Linked DNA regions of Homo sapiens: region 1 is linked to region 2. Evidence: read pairs that join two places in POLR2A ChIA-PET (ENCODE). Cell type or tissue: CD4-positive, alpha-beta T cell. All regions are shown on one strand. Each heading gives the region's core, and the rest is flanking DNA. Links, peaks and the distances in the headings are about the cores only.

Region 1 (8,035 bases), core at 1,692-6,691, 810 kb after region 2:
TCTCTTCTTGATCAAGTGACCCTCTGTTTATTATTAAATAACGCTTTTATCTCATAACACCCCTCATTTTCAAATATTATTTAATATTAATAAAGACACATAGCTTTCTTATGGTTGCTATTTGCATGGCATAGGTTGCCTCTTACTTTCAACTCATCTTTGTCTTTAAAGTACATTTTTTGTGAATGACATACAATTGTGTCTTTTTGTCTAGTTTGAGAAAATCTCCCTTTTATTTGGAATGTTTATGCTATTTACATTTAATGTAATTATTTTTATTTGGTTTGAATCTACAATGATAATCCATTTTCTATGTTTTTCCTCTAGTCTTTGTTAATATGCCCTTTATTCTCCCTTCTTTTGATTTATTTGAGAAGTTTCTATACTCGTTCATTCTATTTCCCCCATTGGCTATTAGCTAAACCTTTTTGCTTTGGTTTTTTAATTGTTTATCTACAGATTATCATATGCATCCTCAGTTCATCAGATTCTCTCTTGAATTAATATTATACAGCTTCATACATAATGCAAGAATCTTACAACAGTTTAATCCTATGCCCCTTCAGTTTTTTGTGTTATTGCTGTTGATTTTATTTATATATGTTATTAACGGTGTAATACATTGTTATTATTTTTGCATTTGTCAACTGTATTTTGAAAAACTTAGAAAAGTAATCTCTTTTTAATGTTTCCACATAGTTACTATTTTTAATGTTCTTTATTACTTCCTTGGGTCATAAATTCCATCTGATATCATTTCCCTTCAGTCAACAAACCACCTAACAAAAATACTTTATAATTTTTGAAGTATGACTCTGCTGATAACATACACTCACAGCATTAATTTATTGTTAAATGTCCTTGTTCTAGGGTATAGACCTATTTGTAGGGTATACCCTTTAGTCCCAGAGTATTGTTCTTATTTTTAGGGCGTGGTCCTTCTGGGTTTTCATTAGAAAGCCTAAGTTTTTACCCAACCTCTTTCACTTGGCAGCACTTGCATTTAAAATTCTATTGCCCTAGTTGAGGGTAACTGCTAAAATCTTTTCTCTCAGCCATCTGGCTGCTGTTTTCTACTTACTTTCTTAGAGTCTTGTCTTATGCCTGCACAGCTCAAGAATCAACCAAGGGATAGTTTTATTTTTTTTAACTTGTATAAATTTAGGAGCTACAAGTGCATTTCTTATACATGAATATAAAGTCTAGGCTTTTAGTATAGCCATCACCTGAATAATGTACATTGTACCTATTAAGTAATTTCTCATCTCTTACCCCCCTCCCACTCTCCCACCCTTCAGACTCTCCAGTGTCTATTATGCACTCTCTGTGTCCATGTGTAAACGTTATTTAGTTCCCACTTATAAGTAAGAACATACAGTATTTTCTGTTTCTGAGTTGTTTCACTTAAGATAATGGCTTCCAGTTCTATCTATGTTGCTGCAAAAGACATGATTTCATTCTTTGTATGGCTGAATAGTATTCCATTGTGTCTATATACTATATTTTCTTTATCCCACAATTAGGTTGATTCCATATCTTTGCTATTGTGAATACTTCTGTGATAAACATATGAATGTATGTATCTTTTTGATATGATTTCCTTTTCTTTGAATAACACTCAGTAGTGAGATTGCTGGATCAAATAGTAGCTATATTCTTATTGCTTTGAGATATCTCCATACTGTTTTCCACAGAGGTCATCCTAATTTACATTCCCACCAACATTATATAAGCATTCCCTTTTCTCTGCATCCTTGCCAATGTCTGTTATTTTTTTGACTTTTTAATAATAGCCATTCTGACTGGTGTAAGATGGTATCTCATTACTTTTAATTTGCATTTCTCTAACGATTATTGATGCTGTGCCTTTTTTCATATGCTTGTTGCCATTTCTATGTCTTCTTTTAAACAATTATTCATGTCCTTTACTCACTTTTTTTATGGGGTTTAAAAAGTGAGTAAAGGACATGAATAATTTATTTATATATAAAATATATATAATGTGAATAAATTTTATATATATATATATTTGGTTTTTGTTTTTTTTTTTTTTTGGAGACAGGGTTTCTTATATCACCAGGCTGAAATGCAATGGCACCATCATGGCTCACTGCAGCCTGGACCTCCCAGGCTCAGTTGTACTTTCTGCCTCAGCCTCCTGAGTAGCTGGGAATACAGGCACACACCACCATGCCTGGCTAATTTTTGTATGTTTAGTAGAGGCAGGGTGTTACCATGTTGCCCAGACTGGTCTCGAACTCCTGGGCTCAACCAATCCACCTGCCTGGTTCTCCCGAAGTGCTGGGATTGCAGGCATGAGCCACTGCACCCAGCCGGGTTATTTGTTTTTTGTTATTTTTGCCGAGTTCCTAACTAAGTGTGGCTTTGTAAGATTTTGTAACTCCTCACACTGTGAATCCTTCTTTTCCTGGATCCCCCCTTGAATTTCAGCTACTCTGTCAGCACCGAACTCCAAACTCTGACTCCTAAATCCAATAAGACAGCTGCTTTCTGCTTGAGCTTCATTTCCATGTGCCATACACCATACAGGGACTTCACTCAGTGTGTTTCTGTCCAAGTGACATATCTCCCGCAGTATATTCTTATATTTTGTCACTGTTTGGAACCTTCAAACAGCATTTTTAAATTTTTTTCTCATTTGTGTATTTCCCAAATATTCACAGTGTTATTTTATACATATTACCGACAAATCATAACATTTTTTCTTCTTGTTACTTAAAAAACATCCCTCACATAACTTACTTTACCACTCTTTATGCCGTTTACTTGCAAACATCGGTGCCTATTTACATATATTAAATTTCCATTTGATCAAAGACAGATAATAGGTTGTTTAAAAATCCTAAATTTAAGAGAAATTTGTTTTCAAATGAAAGATGAAAATTTAGGGTAATTATGTGTTTCCATAGTCATCTCTTTTTACAAGCTCCTTAAAACACCTATTAACATATGAATTTTAACATACGCAGAAAGACTCTCTCATTACAAACATCAACAAGTATAAGTGAAATCAAATTTGGAATTTTTATCCGAATGTATTACTATTGTCTATACAAATTAAATCTGTTGGAAGAAAGAATTCAGAGTATATTGAGACTGTTTATGACAGTTTATTACTTGTTTATTTATATTAGGGCATTAGTCATACTTCACAACACCTATGATCTCAATTCTATCAAATTATGAGGGTTAAACTATATAGATTAAACTATATAGCTACAGTTTTTAATTAAAATAGCTTCTACTACCGTTCAGACAAATTAGCATAATTCTAAGAGCTTATCAAATGGTTTTCAGTTTTACTAATAGCAAATTAAGCTAACTTTGCCACACTGCTAATAAATTCAAAATGGCAAAACAATGTATATATTCAACCTCTTAAATAAAATGCAATGTTTATAAATAACTTTTCCAAGGCTGTTAAATTTTGTTTAATATTTTTCTGATCATAAAACCTACCTGAGCTCTGCCTCCTGTCAGAGCAGCAATGGCATTAGATTCTCATAGAAGCGCAAACCCTACGGTGAACTGTGCATGAGAGGGATCTAGGTTGCCTAGTTCTTATGAGAACCTAACTAATTCCTGATGAGCTAATGGTTTCATCCCGAAATCATCCTCACTCCCTTGGTCTGTGGAAAAATTGTCTCCCATGAAACTAGTCCCTGGTGCGAAAAAGGTTGGGAACTGCAGCATTACAGGACCTCCCACTAAAGAAATTTTGGAAAATGCCTCTGAAATGAGGAGTTTCATGGTAAATTCTCCTTTGCCTGCAAGTAACATGAGAGATCAGGAGAGCCACTTCAGTGGTCCCTGCCCCTCAGCAAACGCAACTATGACTTGAGGCAACTTTTTCCTACAGAAGTTTAACTTTCTCTCTCCAGATTAGAGAATGCAGTTTGTACTAGGCAGTTTTCCCGGAGGATTAGCGGTAACACTGAGCAGAAAACAATGGCCAAATTAAAGCAGGAAAGTACATAAACTGGGTCCAATACTACTGAAATAATTTATCAAATAATTTGTCAAGTAATTAAATGAGTATGGAATATGTGCACAAATAGCAATGAGAGGACAGATAGAGGCAAGACAGAGACCCAAATTCTTAGAGAAATACGCAATTTCAGATTAGTGAAGACAGGATGCGTCGCTCAATAAATATTGGGGAAAAATAAAACTGGGTCGCTGCTCCACTCCATATTCTAAAAATAAGTTTATGATTGTCCACAAAGTTTCCATGTATGAAAACAAAGCTACTAACATAATTATAGAAGAAATATAAATTGAAGGTTATTTATAATAGCAAGGCAACAAAGGCCTTTTTAAGTGATACCAACGCCAGAAGCCATTAAGAAAAAAAGTCAATATATAAAATTTCATGAAAATTTTAAATGCAGGAATAAGAACACTAATGGATTATATCATTAATCCTTTCCAGTTGAAGTTATTTTCCATCTGTCTCTTCTGACTAATTCTTCTTTTCACACTATAAGCTCCCACCCAAACCCAGAAGTAGTATAGTAGACACAATTGACCACTCCTTGAAACATTTTCTTGTTTTGCCTTCTGTGACAGCACATTCTATTGGCTTCCCTTCCAATTCACTAATAGACTTCGATCTCCTTTGCTGATTTTTCCTTCGCTATTAAACCTCAACTGACAGTCCAAGTGCTCAGGTTAAGAACCTCTTCTCCATCCACACTCTTTCCCTAAGTGATCTCATTCAATGCGTGGCTTGAACACTATCCCATAGGCCAGCTATGTCCTCTGTTAGCTCCAGGCTCAATATGGAACTCCCTGGTCAACAACTACAGTTGAATGCCTTATAGACATCTCTAACTTAACATATCTGAAATGACACTTTTACCTGCCTACTATAATCAAAAATATTTCCTCTCTCAGAATTCCCTATCTCATCTTCCATGTAACTACATAAGCCAAAAACTTAAAAGTCATCATCGACTCTCTTTTTTTCCCCATCTGCCATATACAAATCATCATTAAGATCTATTTTTTACCTCCAAAATATAAGTTAATTCATCCATGTTTCTTCATTCCCACTTCTACCACCTAGTCTATACCTCCATCAGGTCTCACTGGGTCCCCTGCAAATTCTAACTGTCTTTGTGCCCTAGTCTCTCCCCATGCCAACCCTATGAGCCATTCCCCAGAGCACGAAGAGTGATCCTTCTAAAATATAAATTAGGTAGTCAAATACTTCCCAATACATGTAGAATAAAATCTGAATCTAACCATGATTTACAAGGCTTTGTATTTTCAAGTCCATAACTACCTTTTTGACATTATTTCCTACCACTCTCCTTCTCACTATATTCAGGGAACACCAGCTTCTGTCATAAATGCAGCAAACATGCTCTGCCTAAGGACCATTGTTGCATTTGAAAACTCTTTCTTACCCCAGGTCTTAAATGGTTTTGTCATTTTTCTGTCATTCAAGATTCAGCTCAAATGTCACCACTAAATGACCTCCATAACCACCATGATTCTCCTTCACATTACCCTATTTTGTTTTCCAAATGTCACTTATATTTGGAAATCATTTTTTTCTTTGTTTGTGTTGTCTGCCCACAGAAGAATAAAACCTCCGTTTGTGCAGAAAACTTATCTATATTGGAGAATAAGGTACTTCCTCCATTACATCATTGCCTATCACATCATAATACAAAATAAACATTTGCTGAGTAAATGTACTAATGAGTTCCAAATGAAATAATTTTGGCTGTTTCTCTCTCAGAGAAAAAAATAATGGTATGACCCTGGCCTCATTTTTAAAATTTTTTTCTATTTCACAGCTTTAGGGGTAAACGTGGTTTTTGGTTACATAGATGAATTCTATAGTGGTGAGTTCAAGGATTTTAGTGCACCCATCACCCAAGTAGTGTACATTGTACCCAACAAGTAATTTTGCATCTCCCTTTCCCCTCCCAACATCTCCCCTTCTGAGGGGACATCATTTTGTTTAAAAAAATCATGTGATCTTTCTACAGAGAAATAGCAGATCAATTTATTGATCAATTTATTGATCTTTTTGTCACAGACCAAGAGTTTTAACTCCCAAAAAAATGTTCTTGTATTGGCTCAGGTCTTTTTCAGTTTCTGAAGAGTCTGAACACCCAGTATGTGATGTCATCCTCCAAACAGCTTTTTGGGTTGGCAGGTGAGGTTTAATAGCAATGATAATGCAGGATATAGATAGCATTAATCTGATGAGTGCTGATTAAACCAGGACATTCTTAGTGATAGTCTTTTAACCACAGAAGAACCCTGGAAAAATAGTATTATGACCCTCATTTTATAGACAAAGTATTAAAGCTCAAATGCCAAAAGTATTTGACTAAGGTCAAACTCTTTACAGCAGGAGATCTCAGATTCAAACCCAGGAATGCCTGGCTTTAGAGCTGATTATTTTTCCAGTCTGTTTTGCTGCCCAGAGCATGTAGTAAAAATAAAGTACAACTAGAATTAGAGTGCCCCTTCTACCATCCCTCAGTGGCTGTTCAACTCTTTCTTCCAAAATGGCTAACATACAGATACCTGTTCATAAAAGCAGACCTTGAAACAAAAGCTAGTTGTGTTGTTTCCTCACAGTCAGTTCCTCCTTGAAACAACCTGGACCGTAACCCGGCTCCCCATCTCCACAGCACAGCTCTTTTCCTCTGGACTACCCCAAAGGCATCATCCAACCAAGATCCCAAGAGCAGGCATGGGATGAACTCCAAGTGGGTAGAAAACATTTTGAAATTTTCCAATCCAATATTCCACCTTTTCCAGATCAATTATCTACAGAATAGTATAGTATCTTCTTTAGATAATCCCACACAGCCTCTCATACGTGGGTATTGATTTTCATAAGTAGGCAGGAACATTACAGAGATGTCCCTCTATCCCACTCTCTCAACTCTTATGACTGGAGTGCGGCTTTGGGCAGAGGCTCTCCAGGGACTTTGGAATCACTCTGAGCTTCTCACAAAGATGTAGGTGTCAGAGTCGCCAGCCTTTGGGTCTGTTTTGTGCAAAGGGGTGTATTCATTGTCTTTATTCAAATGAACTGTAAATATTCCTTCCTCATTTTCTCCATTGAGAATATGAAAATCAGAAACCCTAGGCTTTTTTGAGGATATTGTCTGTGCCACATGAAGTACTGGAAATAGTGGAGCACTTCAGAGAAGAGTTGGCTGCATCCTGGACATTTGGGGACCAGGACTCCCACTTTCTGCCAGCTCCTCGTCACTGTGTAGAGAAGTCAGACAAAGGAGATGAGTGTATAGGCTCGAATACTCTACAAATGTTTGTTTTCTTTCCACAATACTACTCCCCCACCAAACCCTCAGATGAACTAGATGGAAACCTCCTCCTGCCACATAGCCTGATCCTCTCATTCTCAATAAAAAAATTATCAAATATTGCTTTCCTTGTGATCAAAATCAGAGACAACATCCCACAAAAAACAAACAAACAAAAACATACCCCATGATCCTAATGAAGCCTCAGGAGCCCAAGCAGGATTTTCAGCAAATTTTCTGTTATTCTTCTCTCTTTGGAGCCTCAAAGAACCCAACTTTAAAAACTAATAATGATCCAGAATCCATTTCTGATTTAAATGTTTCAAAAATAGTCTACAATGCAAATCAGAAACAAATTCTCTCCCATCTCCTCCTCTACCATCACCTCCATTTTCCATTACATACCATCCACAATAGGGAAGTGGGACAAAAGAAAAGAGAAAGACAGGCAACAGAGAGAGTGAGAGATCTAATCTCAGGGGACGCATGGAAACCAGCATGTAGATACTTGGAAATGGCCACAGAAATGTTCAAAATGTGTGCAGCTATAAATAATAACCTGATACTTAGGCTAAATGTTTCAAAAGCTAAGAAGCATATTGCCCATGTTGACTGTGCGTGGTATGCATATAAAGTATATGTAGTGTGTGTCTATCTATACACACAAACTGAGGAGTACCAGTGAACTTAGCAACAATAGTATAAATACCACAGAT
Region 2 (8,035 bases), core at 1,220-6,219:
ACACTGGTTCTTAATTCTGCAGGGGTCACAGAATCAGAGGTGCAGGGAGTGGGAGGTAGCCTCCAGTCCTACCCGACATTTCGTAAGTGGCAACACATAAGCCTGTAGAGGGGAGGGATGTGCTCTAGGTCACCTATTAAAGCTGGTACAGGTTAAGCATCCCTAATTCAAAAATCTGAAATTGGAAATGCTCCAAAATCTGAAACTTTTTAAATGCCAACATGATGCTCAAAGGAAATGCTCACTCACTGGGGCATCTTGGATTTCAGATTTTTAGATTAGGGATGCCGAATTGGTAAGTATAATGCTAATATTCCACCCCCAGCCTCAAAAAAAAAAAAAAAAAATCCAAAACCTGAACACTTCTAGTACCAAGCATTTCAGATAAGGGATACTCAACCTGTAGCTTCATCCCTATGAAAAGAAGCAGGCCTGAATTGTAGCTGAGATGATTTATGTATTTCTGGCTGGGATGGTCAGACGCATAGGGGAACCATGGAGTTATTCAGGGATGGAACCCCCTCCCACCCTGGGCATTGGTAAGCCTCAGCTTTGGGTCTTGGTAGCTGTGCTTGCTGGGTGGATGGTGGAGTGGTCTCTAAGTTGTGTTTCCCTCAGCATCCATGACCCTGGGGAAAGGTGCTCTGGCAGCAGGAGTCTCAGGAGGGAGAGCGCAGTGAGCTGTGGACCCCAGGAAGCCCCATGTCTTTTCTCTTAGGTGAGAGCTCGAGGCCTCTACTCTCCTCGGTCAAATCTCTGGGCTTGTGGGGAGACAGCTCATCTCCTTTTTTCCTCATTCTCACATCCGGGATGGTGGGAACATAAAGTCCTGCTGGGGTCACAGCTTCCTCTCAACCTTGCTCCTGGTGTCAGCTTGGGCACCTCAAAGGGCTGGCGTGGGGCTGGATCAGGCAGCAGAGTGGTGGGTGGTCCCCAGCCACGAATTTGTGAGACAATGCACAGTTTCAGTGGAAACCCAGTCTGAGAGGAGAGGCAAAGGAAATGCTCCTGGAGGGCAGGAGACAGTGGGTGGCATTTTGGGGACACTTGCTGTGTGGTCCCTGTCTGCCGCAGGTCACTGCCACCCATGTGTGTGGGCTCCTGTTATGGGTGGTCCCGTGGCGTGGCATGAGAGTGGGAGAGGAGGGGTCCAAGCTGGTAGGTGGGTTTTCCTGGCCCTCAGCATAGCCTGCTAAGCGGAAGCTTTTAGAGGTTATTCCAAGAAGAGGTTGACTTAGGCAGCTTGTTGAATGAGGCTTCCTGGACAGCATCATAGACAAATGCCTTGGTTTTTCTCTGCCCAGCTAGTGATCACCAGCAAGCAGAAAATGACTCCTACCAAACCCAGTCAAACAGAGGCACAGTCTCTGCTCTTCCAAATCATTTTAATGAAGGCATCGGCAGCAGGACATACAACACGCCCAGATACACAGCATAGCAGGGCCTCGATAATGAGATAATTTCCCCCCACGTCTTGAGAAGAAGAATACTATGTATTTCTTTATGAACACTATTAAAAAAAAATAAACCCCTCACAACATTCTGCAGGACCTAGAGCCCAAGAGAACCCACTGAAGATCCATCATCTGTGGGATGGCGGAGGCAGTCTCTGGGGAGCAGGAGGGAATGTGCACAGCCAGGGGAGGCTGCAGCAGCCTTGCCTCTGCCGTGAATGTCAGGCAGTGACAAGCAGCAATAAGGGAACAGAGGGGGTGGCAGCAGTGTTTGGCAGCTCTTCAGCAATCTTAATCATAAATTCGGGTAGGATCCAGTTGGTGGCATTGCCGGGGGGGCACAGAGGTGGTAGCAGCTTTCACCTCCTTGGGGGTAGGAGAGTTCCCTCTGTTTGGAGAGGGAGAAGAGGGGCAATGCAGAGGAAGGAGCGAGGGAGCACAGGCTGTCTTACAATCTTGCAGATCTGGAATGAGGAAGAACAGAAGTCAGGCTGGACACTGAGGAAGACCCAGGACTGTTAGGGATGTGATGGTGATGGCTCTGTTTGGGGCTATGTGGTAGAGTTCTAGGAGCAAATGTACCCTGGAGTTCTTATTTTTTTTATTATTTGAGACAGGATCTTGCTTTGTCTTCCAGGCTGGAGTGCAGTGACGCAATCACAGCTCATTGTAGCCTCAACATTCCAGGGCTCAAGCGATCCTCCCATCTCAGCCTCTTAAGTAGCTGGGACTACAGGTGTGCAGCACCACACCTGGTTAATTTTTTCACTTTTTGTAGAGGCGGGGTCTCCCTGTGTTGCCCAGGCTGGTCTCCAGCTCCTGTGCTCCTCCTGCCTCTGCCTCCCAAAGTGCTGGGATTACAGGTGTGAGCCCCCGCACCCAGCCTGGAGTTTTTTTTTGATGGTGATGGAACAGGATGCAGTTGTCAGCAAGACGACTGGGGACCCTGGGGGAGGAGGGTGCGGAGACTCTAGCCAGGATTGGGGTGTAATATGAGTGTAATGTCTTCTTTCTACTGAGCTAAGAGAGCCGTACTGGGGAGAGAGGACATGAGGAGGTTACACGGTGAGAGAAGTACAACACAAGGCATGTGGTGTACACAAGTGTCTCTCTTCCTCCACTCATTAGCTGTGGGGCCTCAGTTTCTTCGTTTCTAAACAACTGTTCTTCCTACCTCATAGGGGAGAAGTGCAACTGAGGCGGCTGAAATGAGGATATTTTACAGCGTTTCAGGCCATTATTATTGCACAAGAGGAATTTGTAACAGGAAGAAGTAGGAGAGTTTGGTGGGCTCAGGCTTTGGACTTAAAAGCAAGACCCTGCAGGGAGGTTTGCTCTCAGAGCTTAGGATGCACCCAGAGACCCGCGTCCCTAAACCCCACTCCCAGCTTCAAGGCCCCTCACCTCAGCTGGACCACAGCCGCAGCGTCATGAGCAGATTAAACCCGGCCACTTTCAGGAGGAGGATTCGGAACCCAATCACTGACAGGTTTTGAAAGTTTAGGTTCGTATCTGTAAAACCAAGAGGCCACAGCGGTTATGGGCTTGCATGTCCCAGGCCTGCATGGCCTGCAGGACACACCCACGGTTTTCCCCAAGGCAGAGCAGGCTGGGTGGGGGAGGCCTGCAGCTCCTGCACCTCCTGTCCCTTGCAGCTTCTGTGCATATCCCCTTACAAACAGATTCTGTGCATTCTTCCAGGGCCAACAGTATTGTGTTTCAAGACAGGAAACACCGACTAGACTTGGCTCTTATTTTATTTCTGAGCCCTTCTGGGGATGGGGTAGGTGCTCAGAATTTATCATCACAATACCTCGGGTCCAGATGGGCCCCTTAGTGAGTTCCGCTACCACAGGAAGGATGACTCAATAAGAACAACTCAAATGGAAATGAATATGGGCCCAGGGTGGGTGTGAGGAGTGGCAGGGGATTCTTGAGAGACAGGACCATTGCCCACAGCCTATGTGAGTACTGTTGCTTGTCTTGAAAGAAGGCAAAACCTCTTGGCTGTCCTCAGGATGATCTGGTTCGTTTAGGGCTATCCCTAAGGGACTCAGAAATTTCACAGCTGGGCCACCCAGAAGCTCTCTCTGGCTCTCTTGACAGTGGAGCTGTTGAAAGGAATACAGAGGCCTAGGAGAGAGTCCTTGGTCTATTGAAGCTAGAAACTCATCCTCAAAGTGCTTAGAATGGAAAGTCAGAGATGGTGAGAGGGATTCAGGAGAGACCCCACCCAGCTCTGGGCAGGTCTTGAACCGCTGTTTCCATTCCTCATCATTCATTCCCACATCTACTAATTTCTTCCCACTCCCTCATCCAGGCAGGGTTATTGCGGGTTCATCACTTCCGCAATCCTGTGCAAACCCAGGCTAGACCCCTGTCTTACCTGTTTCAAAGCTTTTCTCGACCAGCTTGACATCACAGGAACTTTCTAAAAGGAAAAACAGACATTCTTTCAGCATCCAGAGCAGGCTGACTCTCCCACCCCAGACCTCCTAGTTCTTGGGCAGGTGAACAACTACAGCCTTTCCATGCCTCCTTGTGGAGAGATCTGGAGGGAACTTACAGCATATGAGCACCTGCTAGGGAGAGCCCCTGGCCCTGGCAGGACCGATACCTCGGCTCCTGGACACCATTTCTATTTACTCAATATACACTGTTTGTACAAAGTACATGTTGCATGACCCTGGCCACATGTGCCATCACACATAGACCCTGCTCTTGCCTGGCTTCATTCTAGAGTCCAATGGAGGCAGCGAGGCATACATAGTGACAAGGGCCATAAAGAGTATAAACACGTACTTTCATATGTTCCAAAAAGTTTTGATCCCTGCACCCCAAATTTTTTCCTTGGTTTCTTCTTAGTAAACGGCACTATCATTGACTCAGCTGCTCAGGCCAAAATCCAGCTGCCTTCCTTGATCCCCTCTTTGCTTTCTCATCCCTGCATGGTTCTACCTTTGAAACCTGAATGGTGTTGGTTACCTCCCTGCCACCACCCTGCCCAGGCCTCCATCATCTCTCTGCTGCAACTGCTCCCTTTCTGCTTCTACTCTTGGCTTACAACCCACTCTCCGTACAGCACTCAGATTGATCTTTAAGAAAAGCAGGCCGGGTGTGGTGGCTCACGCCTGTAATCCCAGCACTTTGGGAGGCTGAAGCGGGTGGATCACCTGAGGTCAGGAGTTCGAGACCAGCCTGGCCAACATAGTGAAACCCTGTCTCTACTAAAAATACAAAAAATTAGCCAGGCATGGTGGCGGGTGCCTGTAATCTCAGCTACTCGGGAGGCTGAGGCAGGAGAATCACTTGAACCTGGGAGGCGGAGGTTGCAGTGAGCCAAGATGCACCATTGCACTCCAGCCTGGGCAACAAGAGCAAAACTCCATCTCAAAAAAAAAAAAAAAAAAAAAAAAAAAAAAGAAAAGCAAATTAGGTGTCCCTCCCCTGCTTGAAGCCGATCAACAGCTTTCTGGCGTCCTTAGAATACTGTCTACCCTCTCATGGCCTAGAAGGCCCTGTGACCCGGCCCTGCCTCCTTCATTCAACTCATGCCTGCTGCTCTTCTCCTTTCTCATTGAGCTCCTGTCCCAGGCCTCTATAGGGTCCTCTCCCTGCCCTTGGTAGGGCTGGTATCTTCAAGTAGCATTTCTTCAGAGAGCCCTTCCCTGACTTTTGTCCTGAAGGTAGCTGTTTTCTCAACCCTGAGTTAAAACACATTCCAATCTGAAGTTATTTGGACTTTTCCCAGCTGACAGATGGGCTCCCCCAACTAGAATGGTGCTTCCTCTGGGCACACCCCTCATCTGACTTTTTAATTCCTCCACTTCAACACCTGGTGCATTCATGTGCCGGCACAATCAGTGATTGGTGGGTTAATGAGTGACTGCGTGAGACTGACTTAGTGAGCTGGGAAAGATTTTTTGGCAGACAGGGAGAAATAAGGAGAGGCAACTTGGAGAAGGGGCTTAGAATGAGGCCTAGAAGAGCAGTAAGGGGCAAACAGTCTGAGCAAAGGCAGGCAGGCAGGAACTCAGTTGGAGAGACTGAGGCTGGGCCACGTGCCCTCTCCTGCCACCTTCTCTTCATCTGCTTTTTTCCCGTGTCATTCTCTGGACTGCCAGAACAAGGCTCACTGTTTCTTAGTAAAAAGAGGGTTTTGGTGGCAATGGATAAGGCCGAGACCACCAATCAGAGGAGTTTTAGACATCATTGACCAGAGCTCTGGGCAGAACCTGGCCATTCCTGAAGCAAGGAAACAGCCTGCGAAGGCACCAAAGCTGCCCTTACCTGGGCTGGGGAAGAAGGTGTCTTCTGGAATAATGCTGTTGTTGAAGGCGTTTGCACATGCAAAGTCAGATTTGTTGCTCCAGGCCACAGCACTGTTGCTCTTGAAGTCCATAGACCTCATGTCTAGCACAGTTTTGTCTGTGATATACACATCAGAATCCTTACTTTGTGACACATTTGTTTGAGAATCAAAATCGGTGAATAGGCAGACAGACTTGTCACTGGATTTAGAGTCTCTCAGCTGGTACACGGCAGGGTCAGGGTTCTGGATATCTGTGGGACAAGAGGATCAGGGTTAGGACATGATCTCATTTCCCTCTTTGCCCCAACCCAGGCTGGAGTCCAGATGCCAGTGATGGACAAGGGCGGGGCTCTGTGGGGCTGGCAAGTCACGGTCTCATGCTTTATACGGGAAATAGCATCTTAGAAACCAGCTGCTCGTGATGGACTGGGACTCAGGGACAGGCACAAGCTATCAATCTTGGCCAAGAGGCCATGATTTCAGTGAACGTTCACGGCCAGGCCTGGCCTGCCACTCAAGGAAACCTGAAATGCAGGGCTACTTAATAATACTGCTTATTCTTTTATTTAATAGGATCTTCTTCAAAACCCCAGCAATATAACTCTGGCAGAGTAAAGGCAGGCATGGGAAAAAGGCCCAGCAAAGCAAACTGTACATCTTGGAATCTGGAGTGGTCTCCCCAACTTAGGCTGGGCATTAGCAGAATGGGAGGTTTATGGTATGTTGGCATTAAGTTGGGAAATCTATCACATTACCAGGAGATTGCTCTCTCATTGATAGAGGTTTTGAACTATAAATCAGAACACCTGCGTCTAAGCCCCAGCACTACCGTTTACTCGATATAAGGCCTTGAGCAAGTCACAGCAGCTCCTTACATCTCAGGAATTTCACCTGCAAAATGAATATGGTGCCTCATCCACCTTCCTAGCCAGGCTCTTCTGAGAAAGAAATGAGAGCTTCTCCATATAAACATCTATTTAATAAACTGTAAAGTACCAAACAAATGTTAGTTGGAGCCACTGACCCTGCCAGAATATGGCCGTGATAGAGTGCTAGTGAGTCATGCAGAGCCACAGCGTCTATCCTTCACCCTCAGAAAGCAGGAGCTGCTGGAGGCTTTTCCTTAGTGCTGAGACTCATTCTTCAGTATTTCCGTAGGATTTTGTGTTTTTAATGTGACTCTCATTGTTTATTCTTTCCGACCTCCTGCCTTTTGAGGAGGAAACAGAGGTTTGCCGGAGGATTAGCATGTTGGGGCCACCCAGAGAGTTTCCAGCAGGGTGGGGATTAGAATTTCCCACCCAGTGGTTCTCTGCTCCCACAGCCCCTCACATGCGCACAAGATTTCTCAGACCCTGGTGATTCCCCGACAGTTGCTGAGCCAGCCCTGGTGGCCTCGGCAATGCAGACATCCAGCTGGATCCAAAACCAAAGAAATCAGCCCCTGGGATGCTGAGTGGGGGCAGAGCTGCCTGCAGCATAGGGCTGTCCCTGGAGCAGTGGAGCAGGGGTGGGCTCCATGGTCAGAGGGGAGAGACATCCAGAGCTTTGGCTCCAGAGGATTCTGCCTACTTCCCTCCTCATGCTTGGGCAGCCTGACATCACTCTGGGTGAAGGCCCTAAGGCATAGTTCCTTTGCTGGGAAGGGACAGACAGAAAGCCATTAGCTCTACCAACACATCCCCCTGATTGTTAGTCATCAGTGGGGGTACTGGACAGCACTGCAGAGGGGGAGAGGAGTCTGGAAGTGCCGATCCTCAAGGCAGGGGATCAGGGGCCACCAGATGCAGGTTGGCTTTAAAGAGGAAAGGGGGTGGCCTTGTGGGGCAGAAACCCAACTTTGAGTCCTGGTTAAACACTCACTCAAGTCCTGGGGCTGGTGGGTGTCAGACTGGAGAAGATCTAGGCTGCTCTGTCTGGTATAATAGTCTCTAGCTACATGTGGCTGTTGAAATAAAAATTAGTCAATGTGAAATAAAATGTTTTCAATTAAAAATGGAAACTTCATTTCAAGAGCTCAATAGCCACATGTAGCTGGTGGCTATTGTATGGGACAGTGCAGATTGACAGGACATTTCCATTGCCACAGAAAGTTCTATTGGACACTGTTGGTCTAGAAAGCGCAATGCCACAGAACACAAGACTCTGAGAAATGGCAACAGGGGCTGAGTTAGAGGTACTTAATTTTTTTAGCCTTTTTATCCTTTCATTCCCATGTACCTTTTATACTTTTTATCCCCATGTACGTCTAGTTCAACCTTATCTCTTT

Evidence for each region. Peaks named below come from ENCODE experiments on the same cell type or tissue, not always from the same donor. Only the 100,000 strongest peaks of a DNase experiment are listed, where the experiment ranks them.
Region 1: POLR2A ChIA-PET joins it to region 2 with 7 read pairs; 5 of 35 experiments call an interaction of 5 or more read pairs at or near these places.

What each region holds. Positions count from the first base shown.
Region 1 is chr14:21,737,259-21,745,293 of GRCh38, reverse strand. It overlaps TRA. Among named protein-coding and RNA genes, the nearest start is that of OR4E1, 67 kb to the right of the region's middle. In CD4-positive, alpha-beta T cell, for the core only: no CTCF peak of the experiment used is centred there; no DNase peak of the experiment used is centred there; H3K4me3 peaks cover 3,997 bases; H3K27me3 peaks cover 750 bases.
Region 2 is chr14:22,545,488-22,553,522 of GRCh38, reverse strand. It overlaps TRA and TRAC. Among named protein-coding and RNA genes, the nearest start is that of LINC02332, 7.6 kb to the left of the region's middle. RefSeq lists enhancers at 2,637-2,686, 2,777-2,936, 2,947-3,026, 3,117-3,256. In CD4-positive, alpha-beta T cell, for the core only: no CTCF peak of the experiment used is centred there; DNase peaks (open chromatin) are centred at 1,692, 2,452, 3,302, 4,952 and 3 weaker places; H3K4me3 peaks cover 3,792 bases; H3K27ac peaks cover 4,859 bases.